Linked DNA regions of Homo sapiens: region 1 is linked to region 2. The links are chromatin loops, found by intact Hi-C in ENCODE. Cell type or tissue: endothelial cell of umbilical vein. All regions are shown on one strand. Each heading gives the region's core, and the rest is flanking DNA. Links, peaks and the distances in the headings are about the cores only.

The links. A loop is a pair of places that touch in the nucleus more often than their neighbours do. Peaks named below come from ENCODE experiments on the same cell type or tissue, not always from the same donor. Only the 100,000 strongest peaks of a DNase experiment are listed, where the experiment ranks them.
Region 1: it touches region 2 in a loop (2.7-fold over the local background); 18 of 110 quality-filtered maps call a loop at or near these places.

What each region holds. Positions count from the first base shown.
Region 1 is chr2:238,318,062-238,323,430 of GRCh38, forward strand. TRAF3IP1 (TRAF3 interacting protein 1) reads left to right here and starts at 2,457. Exons shown (of 17, transcript NM_015650.4): 1 at 2,457-2,724. The coding sequence starts at 2,602. RefSeq lists silencers at 2,111-2,590, 2,721-2,950. In endothelial cell of umbilical vein, for the core only: no CTCF peak of the experiment used is centred there; a DNase peak (open chromatin) is centred at 2,340; H3K4me3 peaks cover 1,741 bases.
Region 2 is chr2:238,261,459-238,266,827 of GRCh38, forward strand. It overlaps PER2 (period circadian regulator 2), which reads right to left. Exons shown (of 23, transcript NM_022817.3): 9 at 4,054-4,132; 10 at 1,494-1,600; 11 at 733-886; 12 at 271-379. Among named protein-coding and RNA genes, the nearest start is that of HES6, 24 kb to the left of the region's middle. RefSeq lists an enhancer at 2,325-2,825. In endothelial cell of umbilical vein, for the core only: a CTCF peak has its summit at 2,203 (motif pointing left); a DNase peak (open chromatin) is centred at 2,213.

The DNA of each region.
Region 1 (5,369 bases), core at 109-5,108, 57 kb after region 2:
CAGCCACAAAAAGGAATGGCATATTAATATACGTGTAACAATATGAATGAATCTCAAAAATATAAGAGAAATAATGAAATACAAAAGACTGTGTACTGCATGATTCCATTTATATGAAACTCTAGAAGAGGCAAAATTATAATGACAGAAACCAGATTAGTGGCTGCCTGGGGCTGGGGTGGGGAAGGAGATGGGCTGCAAATAAGCAGCAAGAAATGTTTTAGGGTGCAGGGACTGTTCTGTATTCTGATTGTGGTGGTGGTAACATAATTGTATATAATTACCAAAATGTATCAACCTGCACACTTAAAATGTGTGAATTTTATTGTATGTAAATAATAAAATATAAATTTTAAGTAGAAGAGACCCCCACATCTAGATATACCATGTGCAAACTTCTGGCAAACCAATAATAAAAATAAAATCTTGAAGGCAGCCAGAAACAATAGACAGAAGAACAAAGAATTACGGAAGACTTTTATTCAGAAACTACGCAAGCCAGAAGTCAATGGAGTAACATCCTTAAAGTACTGAAAAACAAAAACAGTCAGTCTAGAATGCTACACTTTTCTTTTTGTTTGTTTTTGTTTTTTAAAGACAGAGTCTTGCTCTGTTGCCCAGGCAGGAGTGCAGTGGTGCCATCTTGGCTCACTGCAAGCTCCAACCCCCGGGTTCAAGCGATTCTTGTGCCTCAGCCTTCCAAGTAGCTGGGGTTACAGGCACACACCACTACGCCCAGCTAATTTTTATATTTTTAGTAGAGACAGGCTTTCACCATTTTGGCCAGGCTGGTCTCAAACTCCTGACCTTAAGTGATCTGCCTGCCTCAGGCTCCCAAAGTGCTGGGATTACAGGCGTGAGCCACTGTACCCCTAGAATTCTTTTTTTTTTTTTTTGAGACGGAGTCTCACTCTGTCACCCAGGCTGGATTGCAGTGGCATGACCTCGGCTCACTGCAAGCTCTGTCTCCTGGGTTCAGGTGATTCTCTTGCCTCAGCCTTCCTGGTAGCTGGGATTACAGGCGCCCGCCTCTGCACCCAGCTAATATTTTGTATTTTAAGTAGAGACGGGGTTTCACCATGTTGGTCAGGCTGGTCTCGAACTCCTGACCTCCCAACTCTAGAATTCTATACTTCTATGCTTAATAAATATTTGTGGCTGAATTTACTGGAGGTGGTTATAGGGGGACATGGAAGGAAAACTATAAAAATGCAATTTAGTATTTGTTGATAAACCATACAGCCTGACTGGCATTGAAATTGGTTGTCTGTATAACTTTTCCATTACCAACTGAACTGTGCTAGAAGAAATATTAAAGGAAGTTCTTCAGACAGGAGGGGTATGACACCAGATGGCGATTTAGATCTCCACAAAAAATGAGGAGGCCTGAAAATGGTAAAAATGAAGGTCAATTTAAAAGTTATAATGGGGGCGGTCGCGCACACCTGTAATACCAGCACTTTGGGAGGCCGATGCGGACGGATTGCCTGAAGTCAGGAGTTCCAGACCTGCCTGGCCAACATGGTGAAACCCCGTCTCTACTAATAATGCAAAAGCGAGGCTGGTGTGGTGTCGGGAGCCTGAAGTCGCAGCTACTCATGAGGCTGAGGCAGGAGAATCACTTGAACCTGGGAGGTGGAGGTTGCAGTGAGCCAAGATCGTGCCACTGCACTCCAGCCTGGGCGACAGAGTCAGACTTCGTCTCAAAAAAAAAAAAAGGTTATAATGGTGTTCTCATTAGAAGAACTACAGACCCCAGAGCTCTCAAATCGCCGGAAGGATTTCTGCGGTAGGCCTGTGCATGATGGACAGAGGACAGGTGGTAAAGAATCACGGACACCTAGTAGGACAACTAGGCATGGCTTTGTCCCGGTTTCAGAGCACCGACACAGCATTTAGTCACCATTTACCTTCTTGGGAGGTGGGTTAGGCAGCGGGCACACTAGTCCTGCTTTGTGGGAGCAGAAGTGAAGTCTCAGAGAAAACAGGTGACTTGCCCAAGAAGCCTTATTAATTACCAGCCAGGACAGCGTATTTTCTATTCCGTGTGTTTTGGGATAACTTAGTGCCGTCCCCTCCGATGAACCAGTGCCTTCGAAAGCCCTTGAGATTTGGGAAACAGGCGGCACAGATCTTGGAGGTTACCTTGTTCTTAATCAGTCCTCAGGCAGTCGCCTCTAACGCGAGCGAACACCGGCTTCCCGAGGCCGTCGCTCGGCAGAGGAGGGGCCAGGCGCCCGATCCCAGATCCCCTTTCCCCGCCCCGCCGCGCCCCGCCTGCTCTGGCACAGCCGCACTCCCGCAAATCCCTCCCGCGGAACCCCCACTCCTGCCTGCGCGGGCGCTGGAAGGCGGGCAGGGGGCGGGGCGCCGCGGCGCGTCCGTTGCTAAGGCCGCGCAGCCCTAGTGACCGAACGCCCTGCGGCGGCCGCGCAGGCGCTGTGGTGGGCTCCGGTGCACTGTGGGATGGAAACCGGAGCGGCGCGTCCTGGCAGGACCGGGCGGCGGCGGCGGCGGGGCCGGCGGCGGCCAGGGACCCGGGCTTAGGCTCGGCCAGGCCGGCTGAGGGGCGCGGGCGGCCAGCGGGCGGCGGACGCCGTCATGAACGCGGCGGTGGTGAGGCGGACGCAGGAGGCGCTGGGGAAAGTGATTCGGAGGCCGCCGCTGACCGAGAAGCTGCTGAGCAAGCCCCCGTTCCGCTACCTGCACGACATCATCACGGAGGTGGGCGCCGGGGACCGGGCCCGGCCAGGTGCGGGTCGGGATTCCGGTGGGCGCCGAGGTCAGGGCCCGGGCCGGGTGGCGCCGGGTGCGAGCCGGGCTCGGGCTCAGGTGCGGGTCGGGGGCCGGGGCTGGGCCGGAGTCGGGGCCCGGGCCGGGTGTGAACCGGGTGTGGGCCGGGCTCGGGGTGCAGGTCGGGGACCTGTTCAGGGCCGGGTGTGGGCCGGGCACAGGGTGCGGGTCGGGGGCCGGGGTCAGTTCCGGGGTCGGGGCGAGAGTTCTGTGCGGCCCCTGCCTGGGAGCCCGGCCTGTAGGCCCAATTCCGCGGCGCCCTCCGTGAGGAGGTCCTGCCCCTCCCCCGGCTCCGGGCCGCCGCTTACAAGGAGGCTCCGGGCCCTCAGGAGCATTCTTACTTCTTCCCTGCCTGCCCTTGTATTTCCTTAGAGTGCATCTTCCATTATTGCTGGCAGAGCTGCTTCTGTGACTCCTGCCTCGTCTAACCTTGCAGAACCCCTCTCGCTTGCCCTGAAGTATGTAGCACGTGGAAGGCACTCCCTAAATCCTGGGAGAATGGAAATAATATTTTTTATACAACCCTTCTGCCCCAAAGTTTCCCTCCATACCACATTTTGGGTGCTTAATAAATGCCTGCGGGTGGATTTAGTGGAGGCGGCTGTAGGGGGACTTGGCAGGAAAGACTGTAACAGAGCTGCACAGCCTGCCCTACGTTGAGATTGGTGGTCTCTGTAGCTTTTTCCACTTGCGGATGGTGTGCTCCTCCGTGACGGAGACCCTGGCTTGCTTATTAGCATGGCTCTGGTGATCTGCACTGGGTAAGGTACATAGAAATTGCACAACAAACATCCCCTGTTGAGTGGGACCTGTCAAGGCTCGTGGTAACTCCCTGGTAACTCTCAGGAGCGTCACTGCAGCGGGCGCAGCACCCATTTCCATGGTGGACCCAAGGGCACGTGGGAACTCAGAGGTGTGTTTTGGGATTTAGGATTCAGGTTGGACTTGCAGACTTCCAGGGCCTCATGACCTCACCTGGTGATGGTCCTCAAGCTCTGTTTCTCACTCTTTTCAACAGGTTGGGTGCCTTATTCTTGCACAGACTTTGCTTTACTGGTTCTGCCCTCCTACCTTAGCTTATAACGTGTGGTCTCCTGGAGCGTGTGCCTCTGTGTTAAAACAGTGCCTAAAAATGCTCTCGAATCCACCCACATCCCAGGGCCTCGCCAGCCCTGGTCATGTCCTCCCAGCTGGTGCAGCACTTACAGCCTGTCCTGGACAGTGTGTGGGGAGAGGACCTGCTGTGTGGATAGCCCGGTGGGAGGGGGACAATGTGCCGCATCACCACCGTCCCGTGAAGTAGGCGGGTACCCGTCCTCTGACCCAGAGGGAACAAGAGCCAGTGTGAGCCCAGCCCACTCTAGCTGTGGCTGCCAAAACCTTTATTCTCCCAGGCCTGTCTGTCCCACTGAAATGCAGAGCCCCAGGAGGGAGGTGCAGGGAGTGTGCCTTATCCTTGTGGGGCAGTGATGGCGCTCAGCTCACGGTGGCTGTCCAGTCACTACCGCATAGTTGGTCAGAGGAATCCTAATGGGAGAGGAGGAGGAACATGGGCTGGGTGCTGTGGCTCACGCCTGTAATCCCAGCACTCTGGGAGGCCAAGGCGGGCAGATCACTTGAGCCCAGATGTTCAAGACCAGCCTGGCCAACATGGTTAAAACTCCATCTCTACTGAAAATACAAAAATTAGCTGAGTGTGGTGGTGCACCTGTAATCCCAGCTACTCAGGAGGCTGAGTAGGGAAGATTGCTTGAGCCGGGAAGGTTGAGGATGCAGTGAGCTGTGATTGTAACACTGCACTCTAGCCTGGGTGACAGAGTAAGACCCTGTCTCAAAAAAAAAAAAAAAAAAAAAAAAAAAGAATTGCCTTCTTGGCCAGGTAGATAGGGTGTGTGGAACGAGTTGCATGTTCCCAATTAGGAACGACTGGTCTGCTCTTCTCCCATAGACTTCCTCATCTAATGCCAAAGTTGATTTCTCTCCCTGTGTAAAGATAAATAAATTATGACCTACTTGATAAAGTTGTTAGAATGACTGACATATTGGAAAGGATTTTCAGATAATAGGTGGAGAGCCTCTTATGAAAATGCTTTACTGTACTGAATATTATACACACATTGCTATATTAGTATTTTAGCTATAGCTACACTAACCACCCCGTTTCATTAAGCTAAGTGTGGATACTGTGACGTTAATGTCTCTTGTCACTTACAGTTATTGTTCACAATTTTTTTTTTTTTTTTAGAGGGATTCTTGCTCTGTCGCCCAGGCTGGAGTGCAGTGACACAGTCTCCACTCACTGCAACTTACGCCTCCCAGGTTCAAGCAATTCTCCTGTTTCAGCCTTCTGAGTAGCTGGGACTGCAGGCACATGCCACCATGTCCAGCTAATTTTTCTATTTTTAGTAGAGATGGGGTTTCGCCATGTTGTCCGGCCTGATCTCGAACTCCTGACCTCAGGTGATCCGCCTGCCTCGGCCTCCCAAAGTGCCGAGATTACAGGTGTGAGCTACTGTACCCAGCCTATTGCTCACAATTTTAACTGCCAGCATCCTGGGAAAACCTCAACAGGGACA
Region 2 (5,369 bases), core at 202-5,201:
AGAGCACGGGGTCTGCACACGTCCTTCAGCTACTCACTCAGGGCTGCAGTTCAGACAAGGTCGAATGCAAGGCTGGAGAGAGCCAAGGGTACTATGGACTGTCTCGGACTAGCACAGTCTATGCCCAAACTGTCCCCTGGGGGATGTTCAGAGAATGACAGATGAAGCTGTCTGAGTGGGTGTGCCAGGACCAGGGTTCAGAGCCTATGTCCTCTGCAGGGGGCTCTCAGGCTGCTACCTGGGAGGAGGACATGCAGGCACCACACCCACCTGCAGCAGGAGCCGGTGGATCTGCTCTGTGAGCTCCTGAATGCTGGGGTGCAGGGCCTTCTCCTCTGTGCAGGGGTGGGCTGCAAACACGTCCTCATTCAAAGGGCCCCTGCGTGGTTTTAATTCATCTTGTTAGATGGGGCCCCACAGGAGGACCTCTCTGGCGTGACTGTATAGCCACTACATGCTGCCTGCCTGGGTGGGCCCTCTGCCTCTCCCCTGCAGCCCCCCAGGCTGCTGCCTGTCCACTCCCTACTCTGCTTGAATGAGGTCCCTCCCACTTGGGGGCAGAGGACAGGTCACCCCTGCCTAGCAGTCTGGGGCTCCAGATTGGTGGCAGGAAGCAAGGTTTCGGTCTTGGCCTCTCAGCCCCTCCCTATGCCATCTGTTGCTGGGAGGTGAGGACAGCCCGAGACCCCCGCCCAAGACCCCTGAGCCACCTCGGGCCCTTGGAGCACTCACACCCTGACTTTGTGCCTCCCAATGATGAAGGAGATTTTCCTGCTCCATGGGTTGATGAAGCTGGACCAGCTGGTGTCCAACGTGATGTACTCTCCGTTCCGGGCGCGAAACCGAATGGGAGAATAGTCGAAAGGCTGCCCGCCTGACTGCAGGACTAGGAGAGCAAAAGCCAGCATTCAGGGGAAAAGGGGAGCAAACAGGATTTATAGTAGAGAGAGACAAGTCAAGAGTCACTCAGGCCCAGGATCATTTGCAAACTGTAGGGGTATGAACACTTCTTCAAAGCCACTGCTTTCAACCTCCTGTTTTTGCTGTAGATTACCAGGAGGCTGTTTCCAGCAGGAGCTGTTTCATCCCATGTTTCACCTCTGCTAGTGTCACTTGCATCTATGAGGGCTGGGCTTGGTGAGGACATGCACTGTGCACTCCCCTGGCCTGGTGAGAACCTTCCTAGCCACAGATGAACTGGTCTCCCCTCCTCCCATGCGCCACTGAAGCCAACAGTAAACATAAGATGCTACGGACTCAGGCCACGGACTGAGAAACAACTGGCCACAAAGGAACTCACATGAGTTTACCCCTCTCTCTCGACTCCACTGGGCACTGCAGTGCCAGGAGGGAGGCGGCGAGGCGGGCGTCTACCACCTGCTTGTCCTTAGCTGATCTGACCTGTCAGAGCTAGACTGGTCCCAAGAAGCAGCCCCAAGGACACAGGAACTTCCGCCAAACACTTCAGGATGTACCATGAAAAGGGGACCTACTCTTTTTGTGGATGGCCAGCATCAAGGGCCTGTCACTAGGGTGGAGCTGCACGAGCACTGGGGTTTCAATCAGGTCCTGAGGTAGGTAGCCCAGGAGAGGGACCGCCCTGGAAGGCAAGCAGACACACGCTAGGATTGGCATCCAAACAGATGAGGAGATTGTCACTAAGAACCATCTTATTCCCTGGAAAGAGAAGATACACTCCAAACCCCACCCCCTCCCCCACCCCCGGAGATCAAAAGTTGGACTAACAGAACCAGCTAGACTTTTAATCAATAGCAAACGAAGGTTCACTGTCCAGGACGCTGAAGGAGGCTCCCTCTGCTGGGGCCTGAGTGCTTCAGCTCTGCGTTTCACCTCCCAAGAGATAAGTCATGATCATGCTTTTGTTTTCTTCCTTCCAGCATCTTTTTCTTTTTCAGTGTCATTCATTAGTTTGGCCACATGTGACCTGGCATGGATTTTTGCTTAACAAGTTTTGCCTGGGCCTCGGAAAACCCTTTGTATGTGCTTCTTTTCCAGCCTGGTCTCGTGTGACTTTGGCCTCAGCATCCAGTTGGTTTACTGTGGCTTCTTTGGAGTCTCGGTGGCTGGCTGGGCCTCTGCCCTTTGAGCTCATGCCTCCTCCCAGAGCTGTGGCTTTGCTCCATTGCAGGACGGAGCTGAACTTCAGCAGCACCTTCTGCTTCTGTTTGTGTCCAGCGCCCTCTGCCGGCTCCACCGACCATTTCTTCTCCCGATCTGCCTCTTAACACTTGTTGCATCCAAACCAATGTTTCCTCAAACTCTGCTGCTTGTGTAGAAGGATTTTCCCTGTGAATCTTTAGACCATGGTGCAGAACTTTCTCAAGGGCCTGGCGTTATTCTTTGATTTCCTCCTTCTTGTCTGAGGCTCTCTCTTCAGGCCTCATGTTTTCCTTTGGACAGGATATACAGAATGTTCCTGGCATCCGTCCCATCAAGGCCTTGCTGAAGGAGGAAGAAGAGGAAGGAAGAGGAGAGGAGTGGGGGAACAGGAAGGAAAAAGAGGGGGAGGAGGAAGAGGAGGGAGCAGAAAGGGGGTGGAGGGTGAAAAGAAGGAGGGGAGGAGGAGGGGGAGCCCTGGCTGTCCTTGGGCTTTGTGAGCCAGGCCACACACAAGGCTTCATCAAGGAGAGCTTGCAGGCTGTGGCCCATCATGCCAGGTGAACCTGTCTGCCAACCTCCCTGCACAGGGCTGAGCTGGACACCAAGTTGGCATGGGAGTGGGTTAGAGACAGTTCTCAGATCTCTGAAGGAAGAAAAGTCTCCAGAGGCTGCTTTACATATACGGCCCCAGGCCCTGCCCTCCAAGATCCTGGTTCCACAGGGCAGGGTGGTGTCCAGAAGCCTGCATCTGCAAACTGGCTCTGCCCCAGGCAGCCCCGCGGACACACCTGAGCCACCTGGAGCTGGAAGTGACGGATCCCTTTTTACCCATAGAGCCTCCCCAGGAAGCTGTGTGGCCCTGACTCCAAGGATGGGGGCCTGTGTCCCTGGGCCAAGAGTAGAGGAGGGAGAGGTCTTGATCCTCCAGCTTCTAGGTGACCTGGTTCATTTTAGGAACCCAGCACACTGGTGCTTCTTGGTCCACTTCCTGTGGTATCTTCTGAGGTCACTTTTCGGTGACTACTGCCAGTGGCCCACACATTTTTTTTCTTTCTATTTTTTTGAGACAGGGTCTTTTGCTGTGACCTAGGCTGGAGTGCAGTGGTGCAATCATAGCTCACCGTAGCCTTGAACTCCTAGGCTCAGTGATCCCCCTGCCTCAGCCTCTGAGTAGCTGGGACTACAGGTGCACACCACCACACCCAGCTAATTTTTATTTTATTTTGCAGAGACAGGGTCTTGCTACGTTTTGAACTCCTGGTTTCAAACAGGCTGGTTTCAGACTCCTGGCCTCAAGTGATGCTCCTATCTCAGCTTCTCAGAGTGCTAGGATTATAAGTGTGAGCCACTGCACCTAGCCGGCCCAAGTGTTTTTGGAGTCTTCATGCATTTGTGGAGGAGCTGGGAGAAGATGCATGGTGGGGGCAGAAGCCACTCAGAACATGGGTGCTCCCAAATCTCACTGGGACTGTTCGCACCTGCTACAGCACCCTGAGGGGGAGACCCAGAGAGAGGGACCCAAGTGGGGCTCTGAGGCATGGAGAAAATCCTGTCCCCTGGAGAAGCCTCTAGCACACAGGCTGGAAGATAGACTTCTGCTGGGATCCAGCCAATGGCATCTCCGGCTTCCACCCTGACACTGGTCCCAGGCAACAGCGCCTCTGTCTGGACCATTATCCACTCCGAATGGGTTTATATGGGAGAATTAAGACAGGCTCAATTAGATCAACAGCTCTCCAGAAAGCCTCAATTACACCATGTGCATATCTTAGGAAGTTTTCAGTGTAATTCCATAATTATTTCATTGCCTGTATATAATTACATGTTTTTGTCCATTATCATGTAATTATAAAACCAAGATGCAGTCTTGGCTTTGGCTAAATAGCTTTTATATCAAAAACATGAAAAAGGGGGTGGGTCAAGACCACGTACCTTTCATCCACATCCTGGAACAAACAATTTGGTGTATGGGTGGTTGTAAAAATTCTCTTTTCAGGAGGAATTCTAGGGGCTGAAAGAACAGAATATTGCACACATTTGTGATCCTAAGAAATGCATATTTGATGTTATATTAAAACTACCAGAAAACACCCTGTAGATTCAGAGTAATGAGCAGCTAAAGAAAAAAATTAAAACATGGACTCTGAACAACAGAGACTGCCACACTGAGAACCTTATGCTGGTTGTGGGATCGTTGGCCAGCCTTCTTAGCTTCTTTATATGCTAGTTTTAGTCTAGTAAATCGAAACTGCCGTGTTAACAAAACCACACGGACCACGTAAAGACTACTCTTAGCAAAATAAAGCTGGAAGGCCATCTTTACGATTTTTTTTTTTTTTTTTGAGACAGAGTCTTGCTGCGTTGCCCAGGCTGCAGTGCAGTGGCACGATCTCGGCTCATTGCAACCTCCGCCTCCGAGGTTCAAGCGATTCTCCTGCTTCAGCCTCTCCAGTAGTTGGGACTACAGGCGTGTGCCACCACGCCCAGCTAATTTTTTGTATTTTTAGTTGAGGTGGGGTTTCACCGTGTTGGCCAGGATGGTCTCGATCTCCTGACCTCGTGATCCGCCCACCTTGGCCTCCCAAAGTGCTGGGACTACAGGCGTGAGCCACTGCGCCCGGCCCCATCTTTATGATGTTTAAGATGAAACTACAGTGATCTGACACATTATTTTTAGGAAAATGAGTTACATACTTGGATTCAAATTTCTTTTTTTTTTTTTTAATGAGACAGGGTCTCACTATGTTGCCCAGGATGGTCTCAAATGCCCAGGCTCAAGAGATCCTCCTACCTCAGCCTCCCAAAGTGCCAGACCACAGGCATGAGCCACTGCACCTGGTCTGGATTCAGATTTCTTAGCAAATGTCACTATACTGGAGAACTTCACAGTTTAGAAACTAGACAAAGGTGGACAAAGCTGATAGAGTAATTTGCATAAAGTGAGTCATATATCCAAAATTTTCCTCAATTCATGGACAAAACATTCAAAATTCCAACATTTTCATTCTTGAAGGAGACTGGTAATTTGGGGGAATAACTTGTTGAACTCTAAGTACCCTCTCTAAACCTTACTATTTGGAAAAGAACATTCTGTAATACACGCAGGAACACAAAAAACATTGCAGAGAAAGTCACATACTTAAAATATTTCTATCACTTTTAAGAGGCTGTCATTTGGCCGGGCGCGGTGGCTCGCGCCTGTAATCCCAGCACTTTGGGAGGCCGAGACAGGTGGATTGTCTGAGCTC